Regions from separate parts of the Homo sapiens genome. Here all the other regions are linked to region 3. A link is a contact called in ENCODE Hi-C or POLR2A ChIA-PET data. All regions are on one chromosome and are shown on one strand. The core of a region is the stretch at or near the end of the contact, and the rest is flanking DNA. Distances in the headings are between cores, read along the strand shown.

Region 1 (3,150 bases), core at 1-2,500, 1.4 Mb after region 3:
AAGAATGAAAGAAACCTTTTTCATTTACCCCTTTCCTTTTTTTTTTTTTTTTACCTCGTATCATTAGAAAAAAACTCAAAATAATCATGCTCAGGCATAGGTTGAAGATGTTCCTGAAGCTGCTCCTTGGTCAAAGTGGGAGGTAATCTTCGAATTACCACCTTAAGAAATGCATAAGGAAAATAAAATTAGTACAAATCAGTTTTCTGTCATACCTGAAAGAATCACAGTTCCTGAAGAAGGCTGGGCTTTAAAATATGAGATCACTTGTAAAAACCCAGGAGAAAATATTCTTCTGCAGCCCAATGCTCAGAATTAGTCAAACATAATAGTAACGCGGTTTAAAAAAACCCTTGGAAATGAGAACCACCTGGAGCAAGGAAAAATCGCAGGTTTTGCTCTTTACAGCAGCCCTGCAGTTTACCAGGTTTGTGCATCATTTTCGATCACCCATTTTTTAACAGATCTAGTGGCAATAACTTAGTAAGCCAACGCTGGTCTTTGTGGGTGCCACGAAATCTTGATTTAGCAACAAGTTTCTCCCACGTCCAACACATCTTAAAACAAAATCCTTGCCCATTGAACTTAAGAATTCAAAACTCTAACGAATACAAAAAATCTACCCATTGCTCTCAAAATAGGATGCTCTCGATCTACCCTCCTGTACCATTAATCACCCTGCACTCTCCCCCAACTCGCCTCCATGAATAATATTCCCATCCCTCATGTCTCCTTCACTATTTAATATTTCTCCCCAATTACACCTTTAGTTCCTCATTCTTTATACCGTCGCTCTTCCCTCCCATTATCATCTCACAGCTCTGACCTAAACCCTTCCCGTTTGGGGAGTCCCCTCTTTTCCTCACCCCCACCCAGGATTTGGCCGGGAGGGGCTCTCCCCATTTCGGGTGAATGGATGAACCAGGATGATGCGACTTCCATTCAGGCGAAGAGATAGAAGGAGAACCTGAGAAAGAAAGGGGGCAGCCCCATTCCCAGCCATCCTCCCCGCGCTGCGGACTCGTCCCGCCCTCTCCCGGGCCAGCGGCCGACCGGGCACCTTGCTCAGCGCTTCTTTCTTCTCCTTGTTGCGATCCTGCTTATCTTCCCCCTTGGAGCTGTCCCCCGAGGTCCCACCACCGCTGCCTGTGGCCCCGGCGGGGGTTAACAGGGTTACTCGCTTCTCCTTAGGCCTGTGCTCCTTCTCTTCCTTCATGGCTACGTCCCCCGCTGAAGCGGCTTGGCCGGAACGGGGTTACCCCGGGCACAAACGGCTCCCGGGAAGCTCCCGTCAAAGCTCCGCCCCCAACAAATGCCCCTTGTGATAAGTCGGGCCCCACGTTCCATTGGGTCCTGCCAAGCTCTCGCGAGACTTGGGCCTTTCCCAGTGCAAAGGTTTTAACACCTGGTTTTTACTTCCCGCCCGCCAAGTTCCTGCGCCACCCAATCCCCTCGCGGCCCAGACTCCCTCGGGGCCCGCCCCTTCGCGCGTCATTAGCAATTCCGCCATCTTGAAGTGACTCTGTCGGGGACTACAAATCCCGGCATACAAAGCAGCTACCCGCTTTTGTTGGGCGTTCAGGGGCCAGAGCTATCTCAGGGTCCCTGTTTGTGAGTAAATCGAATCCTTTCATCTTCAGAGTTTTCCAGGTCGAAAGATAGGTTCTTCACGCTTAGTTTCCATCAGATAAACTCAATGCCGTCCAAATTTTGCCTCACTAGGGGAGCGACTTGTATTTTTTATCATTGAATTCAGAGGCTTTAGCATTTATTTTCCTACAACTAAAAGAAAAAGCCTAACATTTAAAAAACTTTATTTTCCTTATATTGATTAGGATTTACAGATACTTAGTAAATACTACAATATTAGCCGAGTTCAGTGGCGCACGCCTGTAGTCCCAGCTGCTCGGGAAGGTTGAGAAGAGAGGATCTTGAGCCCAGGAATTCGAGGCTGCAGTGAGCCATGATCGCGCCGCTGCACTCCAGCTTGGGCGACAGAGCGAGACCCTGTATATAAAAAAGAAGGATAATAATAAATAAACACAAGATACTGATATTTAAAGGAGTAATATGACTAAAATATACAAGATTTGTTTTCATCACCTTATTTTAGCAAAAGGATCCTTCTCCCCAGGTACTGATGTCCCACAGGGAGGGGAATAAAAATAAAACCCAACTTGATTTAGTTGCGATCACCATCTTCACTTAAAAAGGGCCAATTTTACATTATTTATAATAACTCCAAACTGGAAACAATCCAAATGTGAATCTAACAGTGATTATGTTGAGTGACAGAATCTAGACACAGAGTACATGTTGTACAATTCCATTTATATGAAATTTTAGAAAAATAAAACCACAGTGATAGAAAGCAGATCAGTCGGCCAGGCGTGGTGGCTCACGCCTGTAATCCCAGCACTTTAGGAGGCCAAGGTGGGTGGATCACCTGAGGTCAGGAGTTCGAGACCAGCCTGGCTAACTTGGCGAAACCCTGTCTCTACTAAAAACAAAAAAAATTAGCAGGGCGTGGTGGCACATTCCTGTAATCCCAGCACTTTGAGAGGCCGAGGCCGGCGGATCACCTGAGATCAGGAGTTCGACACCAGCCTGGCCAACTTGGTGAAACCCTGTCTCTACTAAAATACAAAAATTATCTGGGCATGGTGGCAGGCGCCTGTAGTCCCAGCTATTTGGGAGGCTGAGGCAGGAGAGTCACTTGAACCTGGGAGGCGGAGGTTGCAGTGAGCCGAGGTTGTGCCACCGCACTCCAACCTGGGTGACAGAGTGAGACTCCATCTCAAAAAGAGAGAGAGACACAGACACCCATAGAGGACAGAAACCAAATTAAAGATGCAATAGGAGCCCAAGGCAGAAAGCTGCCTAAGGGCCAACTCCCATTTTTGCCGACCTCTAGAATATATTCCCCTGACTCTGCACTTAAATTTTCTCACTCCAATTGTCCAGCCTATTCTTGGATTCCTATTCCTGTGGCTAAAACGGTTTCCCTGTATTTGACATCTGTTACTCTTGCTTTCAGTACCTGGCCGTTCTTATGAGCCTTGTTTATGCATCTGCCTCTGACCTACTGCTTAGCTCTGCACTTGCATGTTGGTAGTGTATGCCTCTGTTTTGGTGTCCTCACTAGCTTTA
Region 2 (3,400 bases), core at 611-3,110, 1.4 Mb after region 3:
ATCCTGGCTAGTATGGTGAAACCCCGTCTCTACTAAAAATACAAAAAAAAAAAAAAAAAATAGCCGGGTGTGGTGGCATGCGCCTGTAGTCTCAGCTACGCGGGAGGCTGAGGCAGGGGAATCGCTTGAACCGGGGAGGCGGAGGTTGCAGTGAGCTGAGATCGCGCCACTGCACTCTAGCCTGGGCAAGAGAGCGAGACTCCGTCTCAAAAACAAATAAATAAATAAATAACCAAGACAGCAAGGAACATTTCCCATATGTGAAGCCTGTGGTGCTAGCTACCAGTTCCCCAAACACAACCCCTCTCCCCAACACCTTGGCTCGGGTATATTTTGTAGTACAGGCTCCCAAGAGAAAGAATGCATGAAAGTACTTTGTAAACTATTAAGTGATACAGAAATGTGATATAATAAACAGGCTCAGAGGTCTTGCTTTCATCATGGCTTTGGTTACTTCGAGCAAATTATAGCTCTTTTCTCAAACTACTCCCACCCCTATAATTTATGCCAAAGTGTTCTGAAAAGAAACACAGGCAAAATGGTTATCCTAGGGCTAAAAATCCTGATTATACCTACCTTGAAGCTTTTAATCCAGGACCCTACTTCACCACCCGCCTGCTCTGTCACTTTCTCTACAAAGGAAGGACACGAAGTAAGACTTCCAAAAGAACAAAACGTTTATTTTTTAAATTTAAGAATTATGGGAAACCTAAGTAATGGGAATTGCATCCTCATCGGGGTCTTCTGGCAAGTCGGAAGCACCACCCTCTCCTGTAGCTCGATGCTTCTCTAGTTTAGCAATCAATTCTTTCGCTGGATTGAAGACGCCATTGGTCTGCTGGTCACAGACATAGCAGCGCGGGGTGGTGCGGAAATGCTGCAGTGCACAGCTCTCGCAGAAATAATGCCTGCACTTGGTGACAACTGGGTTTTGGAAGCTCTGGCGACAGATGAAACACTTGAATGGTATTTCCTCATCATCGCTTCCCACTTCATAGTTTTCATCCTCATAGACACCATAGCGACCCTCATCAAGCTCACGTTCGATCTGCCACCCATGCTTGTAATCTGAACGGTCATGGAGGAATTTGCAGCTGTCTCCGAAGCCGCAGAAGCCAGTCTCTTTGTAGTCCTTACAGATGTCGGGCTGGTAATCCCAGCGCACGGTGGCACGTAGATGCTCGGGCGCTCGGATGGGGCCCTTCCTCACCATCCCGGAAGAGGCATTGCCCATAGACGTATCCTTGGGCTTCATGTATTTCTGATAATTGTTGATTCCCCGATAGATCTTGTCATCCTCCTTGCCCCTCAGCTCCTCCTGGATCTTCTGGCTGCGCTCAAAGATGGCTTGTGCATCGCGCTCTTTCTCTGTGTCCAGCTCATAGACAGCTGTCGCTCCCATATCCTCTGGTCCCACGGGTTTCGCCGAACGGGTGGATTTATAAACCACGCCGAGACTCTCGGGCTCATTTTCCTCTTCCTCTTCGCTGCTCAAGTCGCCGTAAGCCGCCTTCTGTTTACCACTGTCACGGGTCTTCTGTATCATTGGATTGTGGGTCACCCGCTTCTTTTCCGGTCGAACCACAGTGCAGCCTTCGTCGCTACTGCTGCCGCTTTCTCCGGGCTCTGGGTCGCAGGCCGGGCGCTTTCTGCGTCCAGCAGCCCCTTTCCGCCCAGGCTTTTTGAAAAGGAAGGTGCACACCTGATCCACCGCCTTTCCTGGAGAAAGCTGCTCTGCCATTTTAGAGTCCTGAGCTCCGAAACAGCCGTGGCTGCCTGGGTTGCACTTGGCCCCTGCACGTCACTCCACGTTGCGCGCTCCGCCGGGAGTCGAAGCAAAAGACACTGACGGAAGAGGACTGCGAGAGCCCGAGCGCCCGTCTCTCTTGTGCCCTAGCAGATTCCGTCGCTTCTTCCGGAGCCGTACGTGGCACCGCCCCGCTCGCGGGCGGCCGCGGGGCTTGCTGGGAAGAGAGGCGAAGCCAGGTCACCTTTCAAGGACCCAGAAGTAGGGTTTTGGCCTAGGTAACGGGGCAGAGATGTGGTTCGAGATTCTCCCCGGACTCTCCGTCATGGGCGTGTGCTTGTTGATTCCAGGACTGGCTACTGCGTACATCCACAGGTTCACTAACGGGGGCAAGGTAAGCCGGCTTCGGCCCGGGGGCCGACTCCACGGGCTGATTTCCGAAAAGGGTGGTGGGCAGGGAGACCGTCAGCCTGCGAACCCTCTCTCCGAGGTCGGCCCTCTACTTGCTTCCGGTTGCCTAGAAGCCGAGGCTTGCGAAACGAAGCCCGATAGAAACTACATCCTGCTCTAGTGAAAAACAGCGTTTCTGGGTGTATCAGAGTGGGCCTTAGGGCAGAGTAGCGACGCGGGGGCCGGGAAGGTAGATTAGAAAAGGTGGCTCAAGCCTGAGAATCGCTCACTGCAACCTCCGCCTTCTGGGTTCAAGAGATTCTCCTGGTTGGGCGCGGTGGATCACGCCTGTAATCCCAGCACTTTGGGAGACCGAGGCGAGCGGATCACCTGAGGTCGGGAGTTCGATACCAGCCTGACCAACATGGAGAAACCCCGTCTCTCCTAAAAATACAAAATTAGCTGGGCGTGGTGGCGCATGCCTGTAATCCCAGCTACTCGGGAGGCTGAGGCAGGAGAATCACTTGAACCCAGGAGGCGGAGGTTGCGATGAGCCGAGATCGCGCCACTGCACTCCAGCCTGGGCAACAAGAGCGAAACTCCGTCTCAAAAAAAAATAAATAAAGAAAGAAATTTTCCTGCTTCAGCCTCCCGAGTAGCCGGGACCACGCCTGGCTTTTTTTTTTTTTTTGTAGAGGCGGGGTTTCATCATGTTGGCGAGGCTGGTCTCGAACTTCTGACCTCGGTTGATCCACCCGCCTTGATCTCCCAAAGTGCTGGGATTACAGGCGTGAGCCGCCGCGACCGGCCACCCTTGACTTTTTTATTCCCCACTTTCTCTTGCAAGCCTTTAGGAATTTACTGCGAGATCTTGTTTTTTTACATCAGGATTCATTTTCCCCTCTTCCTAGTCCTTCACATCATCTCAAGAGTACAGGATATAAATTTATTTACTTTTTGATTTTGTTATTGTTCTTCACGTGTGATCTACAGCTGTTGTTTCTTAGTGTCCCAAAAGACAACAACTAGATATTTCTTTTTTTTTTTTTTTAAAAAAAAAGGAAAAAAAATTCATGTTGGTTAAAATAGTGTAAAAAGTCACAGGTACCAACTTAATCCTAAAGTTTAGTGGTCTGATTTTATTTAGGAGATTCTGTTCTTTGTACTACTAATTTGCATTTTTATTTAAACGATGATTCCATTTCTCTGGAATGTCCCTTTTAAAAATTGTAGTATCTATCAATTGGGTCACTCACTTTTATA
Region 3 (3,263 bases), core at 211-2,710:
CCCAGGCCCTCTAGGAGCCTCCATATATGCTTTATTGAGACTGATGGGATGGCTGAAATAGGCTTACTGCGAAGAGACTTGGCCTTTTCTGGGTTCAAAGAAACCATCACCACGCATGCCCTTGTTTCCATAATAAAGTCCCCTAAAAGACTGTTTGGTCTTTGAGGGTGGGGAAAGTGCCCGATGGGTGGTGGTAGGACTGCTTTCAGAAGGGCTGCTCGGTCCCCCAGACTGAGGGCCATTTTCAAACTCTCAACAAATGAAATAACCAGATAGAAAACTGCCACCATCAGTGGAGCCTTTCACTCTGCACTTCAGGAGGTCTGACAGGGTCACTAGTACTTCAAGATTCCCGTCCCTATTTCTGTCTTAAGCATGTTCGTTTTATACCCTGTTATGAGATGTTCTTTGATTCTTGGAAAAACAATTTCTTGGAAGCTGAAAAGAGTAAGGAGATGAATAGGAAATGGAGAGGTGAGTGCAGGGCACTTGTAAAAGCTACTATAAGATTGGTAAGTCCACCAAACCCAGGGAGATGGCCTTCCTAATGCCCACCCCCACCCCACTCCTGGTGCAGTCAGTGCTGACCTAGGGATCACCTGCCACAGGCTCATCCTAATGCCCACCCCCACCCCACTCCTGGTGCAGTCAGTGCTGACCTAGGGATCACCTGCCACAGGCTCAGGCTCCACCACCCAGCTCTCCCCCGTGGGGGACGGAGCGAGGGGTGCCGCCACAATAAGTTCCCACTTCCAGAAGCATGCTCTCTCCCCAGTGTTGCCCCCTGTTAGGTGAGCCAACTGAGTAGGAAAACGGTGTGGGCGAGGAGGGGGACCCAGTCGAGCCGCTCACGCTGGAAAGCAGCTCTCTGTCCTTCGACATTGGTGCGACCCTTCCCCAAGGAGCACACAAAAGGCGGCTGCTCCACGTTGTTTTCCAGCCCCTAGCCGCCTGGGCCCTGGGGGCTTGCGGGGTGGAGGGACGTGAGAGTTCTCCAGCCCTCCTGCGGGCACTGCAGCTCGGAGGCGGGAGAGGAGCACTAGGGCGGGAGAGGAGCACGCCCCACTCTTGGAGACATTTCATCACCCCTCTCTGTTCCCCCACCCCACCCCGCCCTCCCCACTCAAGCGGAAAAAAAGAAGCAGCCCAGATCTCCCCTCCCGGATGCGGCTGCACCAGCAACATCAGCTGCGGGCGGAGCCCGAGCGGTAGCCACTTCCCCCCTCTTCCCTCGTGACCCTCGCCCCCACCTCCAGTTCTCCCTCCCCCTCTACACACCCTTCCCCATCAGACACACCCTCCTGCTTCGGCTGGTGGCGATCGGAGCTCGGGCCCTCTAGGGGAGGGAGCTGCCGCCGCCGACGCCGTGGGGCAGGACAGTGAGCGGGCGAAGCGAGCGAGAAAAGGAGGGAAGGAGGGAACGAGGGAGGAGCAGCGGGTGGGAGGTGGGAGGGAGGAGCAGCGTGAGCCGCGCCGCCGCCGAGCTGCGATGTGGCCGGCCGGCCGGCGAGTAAACAGAGGGAGCAGCAGCGGCCGCGGCCGCCGCGGGCCGGGGCAGTGAGTCCACCCGCCCGCCGAGGTCCGCCCGCCCGCCGAGACCCGCCCGCCGCCGCTGCCATGGCCGAAGTGCGCAAATTCACCAAACGGCTCAGCAAGCCTGGCACGGCGGCTGAGCTCCGGCAGAGCGTGTCTGAGGCCGTGCGGGGCTCCGTGGTGCTGGTGAGTGGCCGGGGGACGGGGCATCCCGGGGGACGCGCTCCAGGCGGGAGCGACGCGGGAAGGGGCAGGAACGGCGCCAGTGCGGCCGCTTGGTGCGCCGCGCGCTGTCTTTCTCCGCTCCAGTAAGTTTTCGCACCGGCAGCCGCCGGCCGGGGTCCGAGTCCCAGGCGCCGGCTGACAGCTCTCCGGCCGCCCGGCACGGCGGAGGCGTGCGCCGGGATGGAAGCAGACGGGCAAAAGCCGGGCTCGGACGGCTGCGGAGGAGGCGGAGGCGGAGGCTCCCACCCAGGGTCGGGGCCGGGGGTGTGAGCTAAAGAGCTGACCTCGCGCTGCTCTGGACTCGGCACAAAGAGCCGGGGACAAGGGCACGACGAGATCCTGATCCCCTCCCGCGAGCACCTGAGGCCGCCTAGGCGGAAGGATGCGATGAGCGTTTGGCACACACACTCTCGCGCGCACACATACACACACTGTGTACACAAAAAAGAACCCCACCCAGAAAGCCCCGGGCGCCCAAGCTCGGGCTGGCGGTGAGAACAGAGGAAGCAGAGCGACTTCCTCCTGCAACTGGGGAGAGAGGGTGGTGATGGGTGTTGAAGGGGTGCTGCTGCGGAGGAAGGGCATTAGAAACAACGGGGTTCTGCGACAGAGTGGGCGCAGGGTCATCCACCGCAGGGAGAGTGTGTCCCTCGGGGACACGCGAGCGCTCCAGAGGCAAGGGGACCAAGGGGACGGTGCCGTGGGGATTTGGGGGAAGACTGGGTGTGTCAGTCCAGGGATGGAGGACCTGGGGTCAGAGCCCCACAGCTCAGGACTGGGGGATGGGGATTCGAAAGCGCGCTGACTCCCTGGGAACCCTCCCAGAGCACCCTCAGCCTTATCCAGATTGTCTGACTCTGGAGAAAGGCTAAAGGGTGCTAACGGGCACTTGCCCCTTCTCTTGTTTTCAAGACACTCGTTGCCAGTTTCCTGGACAAGCGAACAAACCCTGAATAAGCAATCGGACTGATTAATTAGTGTTTGTTTTGTTACTTTGTTTTTTGGTTGTTGTTTTTGTTTGTTTTTGTCTCCCTCAGCTCCATTTTACAGCGAGTCGTTTGCTGTGTTTAAATTTCACCGTTTAAGAGAGGGCTCTTTTTGTTAAAACAACTTGTCATCGGAAGGGAACTTCACAGCTTTTCCTTGTAATTTTTCTGTTGATCTTGTAGAATCAGCAATAAAACCCAGCATTAAAGGGAGGCCAGGGGCTTGATCCCAACAGTGGAGAAAGTTGACATTAGTGGGAGTTCTGGAGGAGGATCAAAGGTAAACTATGTACCTTTGAGATAAAGATCTGATCCCTAATAGCTACAACTGTGCAAACCTAAGTGACTTTAAAGAAATCTCTTTATTGTGGCTAGACCCTTGAAAGTTTAATTCTGCTGTTTAGTGGAGCTAAATCCAGACCTTTAATGTTACTTTAATGGACTTGGCTTGTGTATTTCAGTCTGATTTTGGAGTGAGGACCTGTTGAGGTCAGATTGGAGCCTTGCCTGTCATCACAG
Region 4 (3,491 bases), core at 896-3,395, 1.3 Mb after region 3:
AGGCAGAGGTTGCAGTGAGCCGAGATTGTGCCACTGCACTCCAGCCCGGGTAACAGAGCGAGACTCCGTCTCAAAACAAAAACAAAAACAAAAACAAAAACAAAAAGCCTAAAAATACTGACTGGGTCTTCCCCACCAGGATGTGTATAAGACAGCCTTCCACCTTATGACCTAGCTCAGACTGAAGATGACCAGGAAATTAATAAGTATTGGAGAATTATCTGCCCATAAGCCCAGATGTGGGCTGGATGCAGTGCAGAAACAAAGGAAGTACGTTTTTAAAAACGAATTTGAGAATGCTGTCAAAGGGTGGATTGGATTGCATGCAATTTTAATCATGTATTTATACTCAAAAAGTAACCCTGGCCAGACACAGTGGCTCTTACATTTAGCAAAATACAAGCAGTATGATGGAGGTCTTACCTGATTTTATTTCCAGTTTTCATCCGAATCCACTGGGGAATGGGACGATTTTGCTTTTGTTTCTTGGCCAGGAATCGCTTAATCCTGAAAGTCTTGTGAGAAGACTGGGAAGAAAATGCAATCAATTTAGACAATATTAGAGCCTGCCCGAATGATTCAAAGTCAAGAACTCCTTCAAACCAACATTTGAGTGCTTAACACATACCCCAGCCCCAAAATCTTCTCAATGCTAAGCCATCAAGCCAAGCAAGTCTCTGACCCTCACAACTTCTCTGGGGGCAGATACCACAGTTTCCATCGTTCAGATAAAATAAGTGGAATCCGGTTAAGAAACATGCACAAAATCAGAGCATCAATGTGCAGAACCAGGATTCAAACCCAGGTCCTTTCTGCTCCACAGCCAGAGGCTACCTTTCAATTTACCCTGTGGTCCCCCAAGGACTCAGACGACCACACTGGGAATGGCTAGGGAATCTGGCTTCCTGGGAAGAACACAGCTTTGAGTCAAACAGAACCACCTACCTACCATTTGCAAGTCAACGAATCTCAGTGCTCTACTTTGTAAAACAGGGGTACGTACTTTTCAAGTGTTATTGGGAGGGTAATTAAGACTTAGGGAAAGTCCCTGACATTCAGAAGATCTAACCTACTCACCATTTCGGTATTAATCCTAACTCTATCTCTACTGCTAAATTTCACTGGCTAAAAAAATAAACTTTTAAATTTAAAAATAAATGAAATGTCACTTTTCCAAGGATGACTGTCTCAATTTCTAGTTGCATCTTTTGGCTTTCATCTAAGGCCAACCCCAATACTCCCCCAAATCTACAGAATAATCTTGCAAAATTGGCACGGATGCAGGTTTAATGCCTGGCCAACCTGGACGAACATACCCTTGCATAATAATGGGAGCCAATACAAAGAAGGCAAAGATTACACCCCGTCCCCCATCCACAGTAGCAGTTGTAAATTTTGTCAAGTAATAAATTACTTGACAAGTAATAAAATACCAGTACTTATCGCCTCCATATCTAGAAATCAACATTTTACATTTCCCAGTAAAGAGTGACTGGTTCGCTGCTGCCATTTACTAAGAAGGCCAGAATGACACACAGGTTCGCAAAACACCCCTTGTTCTAGGCGCTTCCACGGGGTGACGCTCAAGTCTCTGAATAAACGTCCTCTAAACAAAAGTCCTGGGATCTAAAAATGCGGTTCGCTTCTCCACGCCAAGCTAAACCCTTTTCGAAAACCAGTAGCCCACAATACCCTCCTGATTACCCTCCACGTTGCGCATGCCACGGGCAGCCCACAGTCAGGCCACGATTTCGGGGGTGGCTGCCACCTCCCACCCCCCGCCTCCAGAACGAGTTCGCTACAAGCGAAGGGAAACCGGAATCCCTGCCCGACTCGGCAGCGGCCGGGCAAAGAAAGAGCCCCCTTGAATCCGCGGCCGCAGCGCAGCCCGTCCCTCTCCAGGTTGCTCGCTGGCTCACTAGCTTCCCTCCAGGCCACGAAAGACAACAGTGGCCGAACTGGATATTTTCTTGAAAAAGCCTTTAAAAGGCTCCCGCCCCTCAACGCTCCGCGCGGCCCAGGCATTTCCTGGCAGCGGCCTCGGGTTTTGGGAAGCCACCCCGGGGCCGATGGGGGCCGATGGACTTACCATGGCGAGCAGCGGAGTCAAGAACACACCACGATGGCGGAGAAAGGAAGAGGAGGGAAGCTGGCGGAAGAACGAGCTTAGAAGGCGCTTCCGATGGGCGGAGTTTAGGAGGTGACGCTATGCACCGACCGCCTCTTCTAGTGCCTTCTCTGTCTAGCGGTGCGCTCCCGTGGCGCCGTGGGAAAGCGCGCTGGTTTCTGCCAAATGCAGTTAGCTTTGCTTCGCTTCCCTAAGTGCGTTCCCCCAGGGGCCCGGCAGTGTGCTAGGGGCACCCTGCTTCGTAAGTGAGGCAGACAGCCCGTGATAAATGCCAAAGTAGAAGCCCCTCCGAAAAATTAAGGAGCCGATTGGGCGGGACTAACCCTAAGGGAGGGCAGGGGAAGCGACCGTCACCTCCGGGCGCCGGGGACTCGGAACGCCGGGTCGGAGCTCGGCAGGCGGAGAGTAAGTGCCATTTTCCCAGAGGGTTACGAGTCATTTCGGCCTGGCTGGGAGGTGTGGGAAGGGACAGTCGTGTCGGAGGAAGCCGGAGAAGTTGGAGGGGGTTGGACCACGTGGACGCTTATGTAAGCCTAGGGGTTTTCGACTAGGCGGAAGGTTGCCAATCAAAGTTTTCAACTCAGAAAGTTAGGGACAGAACCTCTTCCTTGGCTGCTAGAAGTCCAGCCTGACATTGTAGCCCGCCTTTGGCAAGATGTACAATAATTAATAACATGCGTTTGGGATGCTAGTGTTCCCCATTTTCATCCTTTTCCCCATTTAAAAGCAAAAACCTTTCCTTTTTGATGAGTAAATAAAATAAACATAAAAATAAGCTGGGCGTGGTGGCTCACGCTTGTAATCCCAGCACTTTGGGAGGCCTAGGCGGGCGGATTACTTGAAACGAGGAGTTCGAGACCAGCCTGGCCAACATGGTGAAACCCCGTCCCTACTAAAAATACAAAAAAACTAACCAGGCGTGGTGGCGGGCGCCTGTAATCTCAGCTACTGCGGGGGCTGAGACAAGAGAATCTCTTGAACCCTGAAGGCGGAGGTTGCAGCGAGCCGAGATTGCGCCACTGCACTCCAGCCTGGGCAACAAGAGCAAAACTCCATCTCAAAAAAGAAAAAGTAAATAAATAAACGCAAAAACCTCCATGTATATTTGCAGTCACCTCAAGCATTTTTACACCAACGGATTACAGCAAGGGTTTTTAACCTGGAGTCCACAAGAGTCCATGTATAGAATTCAGAGGATCCCATGAACTTGAATGGGAAAATACAACTTTATTTTCACCAAATTTAATGAAATGTAATGCTTTCTTTATTTAGGAATGTAGGCAACAGACCACAGTGGCATTAGCAGTACTCGTGACTTGGTCACTAATAGAAACCATAGATGGCTTCATGTTACATTACAGTT

What was found. A loop is a pair of places that touch in the nucleus more often than their neighbours do. ChIA-PET counts read pairs that join two places held with the same protein, here RNA polymerase II (POLR2A). Pooled maps may share reads with other maps.
Region 1: a loop to region 3 is called in a pooled map, with 9 times the contacts of the local background. The contact joins the promoter of UPF3B here to the promoter of DOCK11 in region 3. A Hi-C loop is called at or near these places in 5 of 50 pooled maps.
Region 2: a loop to region 3 is called in a pooled map, with 7 times the contacts of the local background. The contact joins the promoter of RNF113A here to the promoter of DOCK11 in region 3. A Hi-C loop is called at or near these places in 5 of 50 pooled maps.
Region 4: a loop to region 3 is called in a pooled map, with 7 times the contacts of the local background. The contact joins the promoter of RPL39 here to the promoter of DOCK11 in region 3. A Hi-C loop is called at or near these places in 2 of 50 pooled maps. POLR2A ChIA-PET finds 5 or more read pairs at or near these places in 2 of 52 experiments (CD4-positive, alpha-beta T cell and activated CD8-positive, alpha-beta memory T cell).

The regions. Positions count from the first base shown.
Region 1 is chrX:119,851,713-119,854,862 of GRCh38, forward strand. UPF3B (UPF3B regulator of nonsense mediated mRNA decay) reads right to left here and starts at 1,251. Exons shown (of 11, transcript NM_080632.3): 1 at 1,061-1,251; 2 at 55-161. The coding sequence starts at 1,216. RefSeq lists an enhancer at 1,226-1,285.
Region 2 is chrX:119,869,873-119,873,272 of GRCh38, forward strand. It overlaps RNF113A (ring finger protein 113A), which reads right to left and starts at 1,861. Exons shown (of 1, transcript NM_006978.3): 1 at 603-1,861. The coding sequence starts at 1,741. The coding sequence ends at 710. NDUFA1 (NADH:ubiquinone oxidoreductase subunit A1) reads left to right here and starts at 1,960. Exons shown (of 3, transcript NM_004541.4): 1 at 1,960-2,141. The coding sequence starts at 2,040. RefSeq lists an enhancer at 1,574-2,283.
Region 3 is chrX:118,494,355-118,497,617 of GRCh38, forward strand. It overlaps DOCK11 (dedicator of cytokinesis 11), which reads left to right and starts at 1,461. Exons shown (of 53, transcript NM_144658.4): 1 at 1,461-1,719. The coding sequence starts at 1,618. RefSeq lists enhancers at 799-868, 1,271-2,249 and silencers at 1,279-1,418, 1,529-1,608, 1,699-1,758, 1,929-1,988.
Region 4 is chrX:119,789,485-119,792,975 of GRCh38, forward strand. RPL39 (ribosomal protein L39) reads right to left here and starts at 2,146. Exons shown (of 3, transcript NM_001000.4): 1 at 2,090-2,146; 2 at 424-527. The coding sequence starts at 2,092. It overlaps LOC107985694 (a long non-coding RNA gene), which reads left to right and starts at 2,232. Exons shown (of 3, transcript XR_001755949.2): 1 at 2,232-2,533. RefSeq lists enhancers at 1-11, 1,881-2,140.